2 separate regions of the Mus musculus genome follow, and region 2 is linked to region 1. Evidence: chromatin contacts called from ENCODE Hi-C or POLR2A ChIA-PET data. All regions are on one chromosome and are shown on one strand. Each heading gives the region's core, a stretch centred on a gene start or an enhancer-like site at or near the end of the contact. The rest is flanking DNA. Distances are from core to core; before and after follow the strand shown.

Evidence for each region. Hi-C counts contacts between places; a loop is a spot of excess contacts on that map. ChIA-PET counts read pairs that join two places held with the same protein, here RNA polymerase II (POLR2A).
Region 2: a loop to region 1 is called in a map of heart, with 6 times the contacts of the local background. The contact joins the enhancer-like site here to the promoter of Hk2 in region 1. A Hi-C loop is called at or near these places in 9 of 37 maps with a recorded cell type or tissue (T-helper 1 cell, T-helper 17 cell, T-helper 2 cell and 2 more). POLR2A ChIA-PET finds 5 or more read pairs at or near these places in 4 of 5 experiments (Patski and embryonic stem cell).

What each region holds. Positions count from the first base shown.
Region 1 is chr6:82,771,889-82,777,574 of GRCm38, forward strand. Hk2 (hexokinase 2) reads right to left here and starts at 2,566. Exons shown (of 18, transcript NM_013820.3): 1 at 2,030-2,566. The coding sequence starts at 2,092.
Region 2 is chr6:82,739,149-82,744,912 of GRCm38, forward strand. It overlaps Hk2 (hexokinase 2), which reads right to left. Exons shown (of 18, transcript NM_013820.3): 4 at 5,714-5,764; 5 at 4,797-4,892; 6 at 4,120-4,219; 7 at 3,655-3,838; 8 at 371-526. Among named protein-coding and RNA genes, the nearest start is that of Gm32480, 27 kb to the left of the region's middle. Within about 2 kb of position 1,328, at least 1 of the 3 ENCODE cell types and tissues checked has a DNase peak (open chromatin) inside an H3K27ac peak, as active enhancers do; it is heart, where a contact is called at or near this core.

The sequences.
Region 1 (5,686 bases), core at 1,316-3,815:
TAAACCAGTTTCATCTTATAATTCTTCCTCAGCACAGAGACACTCCCAATATACTCTGCATCTCTTCTCAAACTTGAGGGGGATCAAACAGCTTTGCACACCTAAGCCAGATCAGGGAGTCTAAACTGGGAATCTAAATCCCTCGTGTGACACCTGGTTTTTTAAGTTACAGGCCTGATTCAATTCTGCCCCTATTGGTAACTTAGAGGAAGTACATCCAAGTGTCCTGGGGTTGGGAGTGTAAAGAAAAACGTAAAGGAACAAAAGGCTCACATCGTGGTGCCCAGTCAGTCACCATAAAATGGGATGGGCACAGTCACCTGCATCTTGTAGGAACAGGCCTCCCAAGAGGCTCTGGGTGGCGAATGAACCACAAGACAGAAGTTAGAACTCACTTTCAGATACTCTGGTTAATTCCCTTTCCATTCCCGGGAACAGACGATTCTACCGCACGTCCCTAGGGGTGTCTACCTGTCGTGCAACCACAGTCCCATCATCGGAGAGAAAGTTCATAAAAAGAATCCAGATGTCCAAGAGGAAAATTCACTCTCCCTAGGACTAGAGAGTCTTCCTCCACTTTGTGTTTTAGGAATTGTCAAGAGTTGGCTGAATCAATAGATAAGCCCAATGGAGCCTGCAAAATCATGCCAGCCTAAAGGCAAATGTCTAAACAAACCGAATTAAAGCGAAGGGCCACGTCCCAAGATATTAGAGAAAAACCAACCGATAAACTCAAATCAGGTACCTCTCTCAAATCTGAGGTTCATCTGCCAGGGCCCTGGATACATCAAAAGCAACCGACCAACCTCTCCCACGCAGTCAGGACCAAGAGAAGAGGGGGGAGGGGGCTGGAACGTGGTCAAGGCACTTTCCCTAAAATTTGTTCCTGTGAGACACTGTAATTTCAAATGTGTAACTGAGCTCTAACACAAACCTCTGGACAGCACCCACCCTCGGCCCCTGCCCCATACTAGACCATTCCCTCTCCTAAATCCTGGACTAGGGTAGGAACCAATCCCGTAATCCTGGGTATTTTAGAAACTCAATTCTCCTGGGAGTTAGAGCGCTCCGGGCCTGGCTCCGGTCCACCCCCACCTCTCTAGCCCGAAGAGGAGAGTGAGGCTCCAAGCAGGGCCGGAGGCGCTTTCTTATGTAAATGGCGCGCCGAGAGAACTGGAGTTTGCCGGGAAGGCAGAGTGAGGTGGGCTCAGGAAGGTCAGAGCGACTAAAGGTTCATTTTCAGAAACCAAGAAAACAAAACAAAAACAAAAAAGAAAAAAAAGAACTCTGGGGATCGTGGGGTGGGAAGATGAGTCCATTCCGTGTAACTTTTAGTTCCAAATCAGAACATACTATCCAAAATCCGCCCTCAACTCGGCGGCCAGACACGGGGACGAGGCGGGGCGGTCCCCAGGAAGGTCTGCTGTGAGGGGGCGCCCCTTTCGAGCCTCAGTTCCGGGCAGTTCAGTTCCGGGGAGGGGGCGCGGCAGGCTAGTCTTTCTGCGCCCTTTCCCGCTCCTTCCTGGGTGGCTCTCTCCCCCACCCCACCCCCGATCCACCCCCAAGGAGCGCCACGAGGAACCGAAGGCCTCTTCAACACATCCTTAAATTCAAGAGGGCCGGGCCCCAGCTGCTACACGCTTCCACCCCGCCTCCTCCCCTAAGCAGGATTCTTCCCCACGTGCTCCTGCCGGAACTCGGGGCTGCAGAAGGGGGCTCCTCCCACGTGGGCGCAGCAGTCTCAGACTACGTGCAGGGCGGCCGTCCCATCAAGAAATTAGGGGCTCTAAGGGTGGGGAGGGTGCGCGCAGGTCCCGGGTAGGTGGGACTATCGATGGTGAGCGGTCGGGCCACGAGGGTGCCTAGCAGACGTGGCTTCTCGCGCGCAGGACTTTCCCAGCTACCCAGACTGGTTCCACGTCTCCAGCCCCGAAGGAGGAGGAAGCAGGTCCTCTGCGTGCTCCAGATTCCGGGAGAGCACGCAACTTGGTCCGAAGCGAGCCAGAAGCTCCCGCCCGTGCCGACTTACCTTCTGCACTTGGTTTTGGTTGAGCTCCGTGAATAAGCAGGCGATCATATGCGAGGCGATCATCTTGTTGCGGCGAGTCGGGGCCAAATAGAGAAACCGAGGCTCGAGCGCTACCGATGGAGCAGGCAGCGCTGTCCGACCGCTTTGAAACCAGGCCCGGGTGTCCGGCTGGGATCGAAGACTCCAGGAGCCACACAAAGAAGCTTAACCACGATGGCTCACCAGCTGAGGGCCTCAAGTTTCCAGAAACAGGGTTTTTTTTTTTCTTTTTTTCAATTTTTTTAATCACAACTACTAGAAGGTACCCTAAGTCTCACTCCTGCCGACCGGTCTAGCTGCTTAGCGTCCCGTCGCTAACTTCACTCACTGGGTCACTAAGGCTCAACTTCGGAAAAAAATGACAGTTCTGTTCCAATCCGGCGATCGCACCTATCAGAGTCACTGGCGTGATGCTCCTGCCCTCGGATCTCCAAAGCAGAACAACTCCGGGTAGCCTGTGGTGTCCTGAGACTCCAGCACTGGAGTTGGTGCAACAATGTGGCTTATTGAGGGGCTGCCGGCTCTTTGGGCCGCCCCGGACAGTGACGTGGATGTGCTCATTGGCTGCGGGAAGAGGGTGTGTGCGCTCTTCGGCTGTCCGCCCGCGGTCCACAGCCAATCAGCGCCTAGAGCCCGCGGGCGCGGCTGCTCCAGCACCCAAGCAGGCGGCGGGAGAGACGCGCCCGAGGCTAGGGGCGGAGCTGGGCGCCAGAGTTGGGACGTGTGTTCCGTGGCTAGAGCTCGGGACTCCAGGGCGCATGAGCCACCGCCGCGTCAGGCTCAGCTTCGGGTGGGGGGCGCGTGATCGCGGACCCAAGAGATGTTGGGCGACTGGAAAGACAAGTGATCGTAGCAGCACACGCCATAATCTGGTATCTGGGGATCATGTGAGGGGCTGCCACTGCCCTGTGACAAGTCTGAAGCACCGTGATTCTCATCTTAATTGTAGCTCAACGAGTCAGCGGATCCCTGAAGCTAAGCCATTACAAAAGTCAGCCCTTCTTAATATCACACCAATATAGCATATGGATTTTACTAACCCCGTTTTACAGATTGGGGAACTAGGCACTGTGCTGTTAGTGAGTTTTGCCCAAGGTCACACCCCTAACAAATGGTAGATGAAGACAGGAACACATCTTACTCTGAAATGCAATTCCCCCACCCCCGGTATATTATCCAGCCTTTCTTGAAGCCAGCAAAGGCTGGAGAGAAACTTTGTTTGTAGCTGGGACTGATAGATGGGAGGAGAAAGGGCACCTGTAACAGCTTGATCCTAGGCTCAAGTGGTGTGAAATGGTTTATAGATGCTGAGAAGAGCCCGCCTCGACCTCAGCTCATGCCTGACACCAGACTCTAAGTTGACATTTATGAGTAGACGCCATCAATATTGAAATAGCACCTCAGATGACATGAAGTTGGTGCTGGTGGAGAATGGAAAGCCAGGAGTTTGAAAGTTACATGGAAGGAAGATAAAGCCTACCATTTCCAAATAATCTCACTCCCCAAGCCCTCTCTCCACCTCCGGAGTGGCATGTGCCACTACTGGGGATCTAACATGGGACTTTGTGCGTGCTAGAAAAGCACCCTGCCCACTGAGGTACACCCCAGCCCTAAAAAGGCTCTGCTCCACTTTCTATGATGTGGTTCATCTATTTCCTCTCTGGGTGATCCCTCTTAGCGCCATCGTCAGCAGTTACACCATCCGCACACAGGTAACTCACAAACCTAATCTACAAGCGAGGACTTTCCCCAGGGATTCTGGCTTTCTTAACCAGCTGTCATTTGTCATCCCTGTGGAGGTGACTAGTGTCTCACACTTAACATGTACTAGGCTGAACTTCCCAGGGTCACCCCCCCCCCTTTTACCAATTGTCTCCACAAATGACGTCACCATCCATGGTTTTCTCCCTGCTCTTACATCTATTCACACCATCAGTGAACAGTTAGTCTAACTTAGCAAATCAAAGAGGCCAGACCCTCATAGCCAGGCCACCGATGACTCCACCAGAGCCTGTGTAATTTCACTTAGCTGCTGTTTTTAGGTACCTCTAGCTTGACCACTGTGATCCCTCGTTCACTCAGGAGCTAAAGAGACTTGTTTAAAATACAAACCAGTGCTTCATGTAGTGGCACACACTCGTAGTTCCAGTGATTCAGAGGTGGAGGCAGAAGAGTCAGGAATTCAAAGCCAACTTGGATAGCTTGATAGATACGCTAGGTAGGTAGGTAGGTAGGTAGATAGATAGATAGATAGATAGATAGATAGATAGATAGATAGATAGATAGATAGATAAGAGATAAGATTAGATTGGTTGATAGATATATACCAGACTGTCTTGGGGTGGTGGTGTCTTAAAACCATTGTTTTTCTTCAACTAAAATCCAAACTCCTAAGAGTAACTATTAGAAATAATTTTTAAGGCTGGACATGGTGGCACATGCCTTTAATCACAGCACTTGGGAGGCAGAGGCAGGCATATCTTTGAGCTCCAGGCCAGCTTGGTTTACCAAGCAAGTAGACTTGGAAGAGATACTCAACGAAACCCTGTCAAGAAGAAGGAGGAGGAGGAGGAAGAGGGGAGGAAGAGGAGGAGGAGAAGGAGAAGAAGGAAGAAGAAGGAGAAGAAGAAGAAGAAGAAGAAGAAGAAGAAGAAGAAGAAGAAGAAGAAGAAGAAGAAGAAGAAGAAGAAGAAGTAGTAGTTGTTTTAGAGCCAGGCAACAGCACTTTGTGAGTTCAAGGCTGCAAGCATGGTCAACAAATTCCAGGACAGCCAGTGCTACACAGAGAGACCCTGTCTTGGAAAAACAAAAAAACAAAAACAAAATTGAAAACAAAACAACAACAAAAACAAACAAACAAAAATGTTTCTGCCTCAGCCCCCACACCCAGGCGGTGGGATCTAAGGTATGTGCCACCACACCCGGCTCATTTTCTAAGGGTTATCGTCCTTCTGTCCTACCTGACTGAACAAGAGTCTACATCTACATTGTTCCCTTCTATTTGCAGAGCCTCAGGTGGAGGCACTCTATCACATGGTAGGCATTTACTGTGTGAGTTAGTAGATGATTTAGCAATGACTCTTATGTCACATATGATTATAGGACACCAAAGAGAGACTTTCATTTTCTATATTAGTTCTCAAGTCCTTTCCACTGGTCTGTCCTCACAGCTCACCAGGATCTTTAACCCAGTTGCAGCAGCTTCATAACCCAGCTTTCCTCTCTTGATGCAGATAAACCAGAGGTGTCTGATACAGACTCTGAGATGCTTAAAGCAGAGACTGAATCCTCATCTGATGTGTTTCTGTAGGACAGAAGCTGCCTTCCACATGAATGGGAGGAAAGGATCAGGCCAGGGGAAGAAGAGACAGGAACTCCCAGATAAGATAAAGAAAGGGGCGAGACTAGCGTGAAGCAGGGAGTCTGATTAAGGCTTTAGGTGTTCAGAAGTCTGAGGCAGAATTGATGGCATAGGTTAAAGATAAGCAGCAAAGACAAAAAAAAAAAAAAAAGACCTATTTCCTAGACACACTTTGGGTGCTGGCAGGATGGCTCAGTGGGTAAAGGCGCTTGTTGCTAAACCTTGACTACTTGAGTTTGATCCCTAAGACCCATTTG
Region 2 (5,764 bases), core at 78-2,577, 34 kb before region 1:
CATTGTTTAGTGAAAGCCTTTGCTCCCATTCCCGAGCTCACTGGGAAAAGCAAACCCTTGGCAAACACAAGAGCCCGAGTTCAATCCCCACAATTTATGTCTAAAAGAGGAGGTGGAGGCCGGTGGGCCCTTGGAGGCTCAGTAGTCAGTTAGCCTAGCTTACTTAGTAAATTCCAGGCCAGTGAGAAGTCTGTCTTAAAGGTAGACACTTTGCAGAACACATACCCAAGGCTTAACACACACACACACACACACACACACACACACACACACACACACACCTCCAAGCCATGCCTCTTATTTCCCTCCCAGTTCCTGCCCTACTCATGGAGACTTGGTAAGCAGAGAGGCAGTGGGCCCAGACACTTACTCTTCAATATCCGAGACATCTTTGGTCTCGAAGGAGCCAGTGGTAAGGAGCTCTGGGCTGAGTTTCCCTTGGAACAGCAGCTCGGCCTTGGCCATCTTCACCAGGATGAGTCTGACCAGCTCCCCCATGTACATCCCGCTGATCATCTTCTCAAACCTGCAGAGACAGACCAGTGACGTCCCACCATCAACAGATGTACACCCTCTCTCCTCCAGAGGAGGGCAAACACGCATAGCGAGACTCTGTCTCAAGAAAAAATGTATCAAAGCAACAACAACAAGGCTTACAGAGGTTCCCAATAGGAAACAAGGTGGCTATAAGTAGATCAAGGTACAGATCTTCCCACTCATCCACTGACACTGCCTTCCCCAATTGTGAATTCAAGAAAATGGGTGACAATAACCTGGCAGAGGCTAGGAGGTGGTCAGGCACGTCTTTAATCAGCATTTGGGAGGCAGAGGCAGTTCAAGGCTAGCCTGGTCTTTAAAAAAAAAAAAAAAAGCCAGTAAGTAACCTGGACAGAGATTGGGGTAAAGTTCCAGGGCAGGCTAAAAGAGGGCTCAAAAATCTTGTGGTGAGCCGGGCGGTGGTGGTGCATGCCTTTAGTGCCAGCACTTGGGAGGCAGAGGCAGGTGGATTTCTGAGTTCGAGGCCAGCCTGGTCTACAGAGTGAGTTCCAGGACAGTCAGGGCTACACAGAGAAACCCTGTCTCAAAAAACAAAACAAAAAACAAAAAGAATCTAGTGGTGAACGGGTTGAAAGCCAAAGGAAGAAATCAGGGCCAGCACTTAAGGAAGTCCAGTAGTTTAATTTTCCACCACTAGGTGGCACTCTTCTTTAGCGATTGCTCTTTTTGCCTGGGCCCACGTGACAGAAGAAACCAAGCCCTTCGGAATATCTTCTGGGTAAAGAAAACCCCTTGATGTCTCATAAAGGATCAGAGTCTAACAGACAGGAAGCATAATGGGCTGTGTACTAACTAGGATGGGCCACACCACCCAGGAGGCCCAGCAGGGGTGTGGCACAGAACACCTAACAGAAACTGAAAACCGGGCCCTCAATCAGCAAGATGGGACTTGCTCATAGTAAAGGAGCACTGGCAACGTGGTTCCAGACACCAGCTATGCCAACATTTAGGAGGTTGAGGCAAGAGGATCAAGTTTCAGGCTAGCCTAGGCTACACGGTGAGACCCTATCTCAAACATTAGAGAAATGGTTCTACGGTTCAGAGTGAGGACCACTCTGGCAGAACAAAATTTGATTCCCAGCACTCAGGACTATGTGTAATTCTAGTTTCAGGGGCCCTCTTCTGGCCTCCCCAACATGCATACAGCGCACTTAAAGACATGCAAAAAAGTCACTGATGCTCATAACGTGAATAGATAAATGGGAGACAGGGGACGCATGCCTTTAATCCCAGCACTAAGGAGGCAAAGGCAGGCAGATCTCTGGGAATTGAGGCCAGCCTGGTCTACAAATTGAGTTCCAGCACAGCCAGGGCTACACAGAGAAACCCTGTCTCAGAAGGAAAAAAAAAAAAAGTCAAGGTCATCTCAGAAAGTGAGTCCAAAATCAGCTAGGGTCACAGGAGAAGCTGTCTCAAAAAGCAAAAACCCAAAGTTCCAACACAGCAACTATTTCTGATAAGTAGCAACCCGGCTTCAGGCTTCAGCACTGCAGAATTCCAACGTCTACATGACGCTGTCCTTCGTCAGTGGCTCTTTACAACAATGACTGCCCAGCAGGACTTCAGGGTCACCCCAGTGGATAGTTTGGAAGACTCCCTTCCAATCACTGTCAGTCATCTATGGCTAAGCCAGTGCGGTTGCTCATTTTATCTTTGGACTCTCCCAAGGACACGTGGCTCCTCACAGGGACTTGGGTTCATCCCACTGAGGGAAGAGGCACTGAGTGAATGGCTTCCCAGCTAATCTCTCAGCACCCACAGCAGACACAACCACAGGATCCTAAAGGAAGTGAAAGAGCAGAGACTCACATCTCAACACGGAGGGGAGAAGCCTGTGACTTAAGGGAAGGCTCCCCATCTCCTTTTCCAAATAGAGATCAGAACTAAGTTTTTCTAAAACACTCACGGCACCACGAGAACCACAGAGATAAATGGTTCATTGCTCAAAATGGTTTTGCAACTGCTGTTTAGCCCTTGCAGCAGCTGCCAATCCTGTTTCAAGATCTTCCACAGAGAAGTTTTGCAAATTCGAGAAAATAAGGTTGTGTAAGAGTCGAAAGGAGGGCCAGTGAGATGGCTCAGCAGGGGCTGCTCTTGAAAAGAACCCAGATCCAATCAATACCCAGCACACACATGGTGGTTCACAACCATGTGTGACTCCAGTTCCAGGGGAGCCAATGCCCTCTTCAAAATCTCCAGTCACCAAGTACACATGAAGAAGAAAAGAAATACAAAGCCTTAAAAAAAAGAGCCAAAAGTAACAAAAAATAAGACTGGTGCATATAAGATTCAGGGTACAAAATGCTAAGCTTTTGCCTCCAATTTTCCCTAGGTCATAACTGGCCCAGAGGCCTAGTGTGAATGAAGACACAAGGCCTGGGACTCTGAATAAGCGGTGATTTAAAAAAAAAAAAAAAGTCAACACAGGGTAGCACATCTTTAATCCCAGCACTTAGGAAGCAGAGGCAGGTGGGTGTCTGTGAGTTTGAATCCAGCTTTCGTCTACCTAGTCAGCTCCAGGCCACCAGAAACTAAACAGTGAGACCCCGTCTCAAACAAAACAAAAAGCCAAATCAAGGCCAGGCTTGTAACTCCCTTGGTAGTGTTTGCTCAGGGTTCAATTCCCATCATCAAATAATACCAGCTACTTGCTGCAATCTTGGCATCCAGGCAGTGATGGGCCAAAAGCCACAAAACAGTGCCTTTAAGAGCCTCATCTTGCCGGGCAGTGGTGGCACATACCTTTAATCCCAGTACTTGGGAGGCAGAGGCAGCAGAACTCTGAGTTTGAGACTAGTTTGGTCTACAGAGTGAGTTCCAGAACATCCAGGGCTACCCAGAGGGCTGCTGACCAAGACTCTGTATTGAGAAGAACCCAAGCAAAAGCATGACCACCCGAAGGGCTTCTCTCTGCTTTCAGCCCCTTTGCAGTCTTATGATCATGACCATTCCCACAACTCGTGTGCCTCCACAACCCTTTGGGGATAATGCAAAGGAAGCGTGGAGACAAGCCCTTGCTGTGTGTGGCAGTCCCCCCTCAGCTCCACACCCTATCCACTCACCCACCCACTCACCCCAAAGGAAGATGCTACTTACAGCTGCTTCCCAGGGTTCAGTGAGCCCATGTCGATCTCTCTGTCAAACTCAGTTCGGATGTCATTGAGTGTACCGTCGTCCCCAAAGGCCCCCCACTCCATGTTGATGCACATCCGTCCCTCGTCGCCCTCCACCATGTCAATGTGACGCATCTCCTCCATGTAGCAGGCATTACTGCCAGTACCTGATCAAAGGAAGAAACTGTTCAGTGCCAAGTGGGCTATCTATCGTCTTAGCAGCCTCCCTCTTCACTGCTTGTAGAAGTCTGCCTAGGGGCTGAGATTCCTCACGGCAGCCTCCTGGGACAACACAACATGATGGCCAGATCTCTTGTACACTGCTTAACCCTGTAAGTCCCGGCATGGCCTAAAGTAGCTGCATCGCTATCTTCGCACATCAGGAGAAAACACCCAAGCTAATGATTAGTTCAAACAACTATGGCCCTCACACCAGGGTCTCACTCACCCACAATGAGACCAATCTCGCAGTTCTGATCATCATAACCACAAGTCATCATGGTCCCAACCGTGTCATTCACCACAGCCACAATGTCAATGTCAAAGTCCTGCAGGGGAATCAAAGGGCCTTCATCATCACCAGGGGAAGACGGGTATGAAGACAAGTGTGAAGATGGAGAAAGAGCAAGACACACCATGCAAGTATGCTACTAACCCAATCCATGGCCACGCATGGATAGCAGTGGGGATCACCCAGGTGCCCCATCCACCTATTCTCCATTTGTCTTCACCAATAAGGACCATTTTCCAGACAGCAGAATGGATTGAATTCATCTTATTGCTTTCTCCCCCTCACACACAACTGACAGACCTAGCCTACCATCCCCTGCTTCATTCCCCACTCATGTCAATCATGCCGACATCCCTACTTGACAAGGAGAATCCTGAGGCTAAGGACCAAAGTGTGTTTCTTGCACCAAAGGCCAAAGGCCAAAGTTACTGTCCATCAAGCAAATTTCAAATCCCCAAAGGTATCTGATCACATACAAAAGTCACAGGCCAACATGGCAGGGATACTGAATACATATCCTTAAGCTCTACAAAACCATGTCCTATAGAGTCCAGAGACAGACAGGGAAGGATCTCAGATAGCCTGGGGACCCTGAGCTCCCACCCACTACTCACCCCTCTGCGCTGGATGGCCTTCCGGATCAGATCCACCACATCTCTGCCTTCCACGCCACTGGACTTGAACCCCTTAGTCCATGAGACCAAGAAACTCTAGAAGAGGGCCAAAAAATAATGATTTCCCACAGCTGCGACAGCAACATTCTAACAAGTCCTCAGCAGAGCCCTCTACCTCAGGCCTAAAGTCATGATTAAATTTATACATTGTCTCCTAACTAGCCCAGGAAGGAGGAAACTCAGCACACACACACACCCCAACCCCGCCCAAACTCCAGGACAGAAGAGTGCATATATGAGTTTTACTGTGATTCCCTGCCCAAGAAGTAGAAAGAAGCAGTAAATAGTGTGTGTGTGTGTATGTGTGTGTGTATGTATAGTGTGTGTGTGTGTGTGTGTGTGTGTGTGTGTGTGTGTGTGTATGTATAGTGTGTGTGTGTGTGTGTGTGTGTGTGTGTGTGTGTGTATCCTTGTATTTCTGCTCCTCCTGCCTCTACCTCCTGAGGCAGGGGTTTCAGTAGGTACTACTGTGGCCAGTTTATGTTGTGCTGGGGACAGCCCCCTCGGCTCTGTGTGCGCTAGGCAAGCACTCTACCAAATGAACACAGCCCCAGCTTCTTGGGTATCTTCCTTTCATCCGTGGGTCTTTCTCATAGCACTTTAGATCAAAGAAGATCTTAATTCTGCCAACATGGACAGGATACCACAAAGTATGTGGGGGAGGGGCAGAACACCACAGCCTCTCCTACTCCATCACCACCCTCCACACCTACACATAGCACATACATATAGCTTCCCAGAAGGACGTAAGTCTCAGTACTGAAAGCTCACATGCAAAATCCCCTCATCGCCACTGCCCCCACAGCTGCAGGTGGCTCAGGAGTCCCCTTCCGAGAAAGCATCTCGACCCGCCATACCTCATCCAGTTTCGTCTGGTGGCAGGGGAACGAGAAGGTGAAACCCAGCGG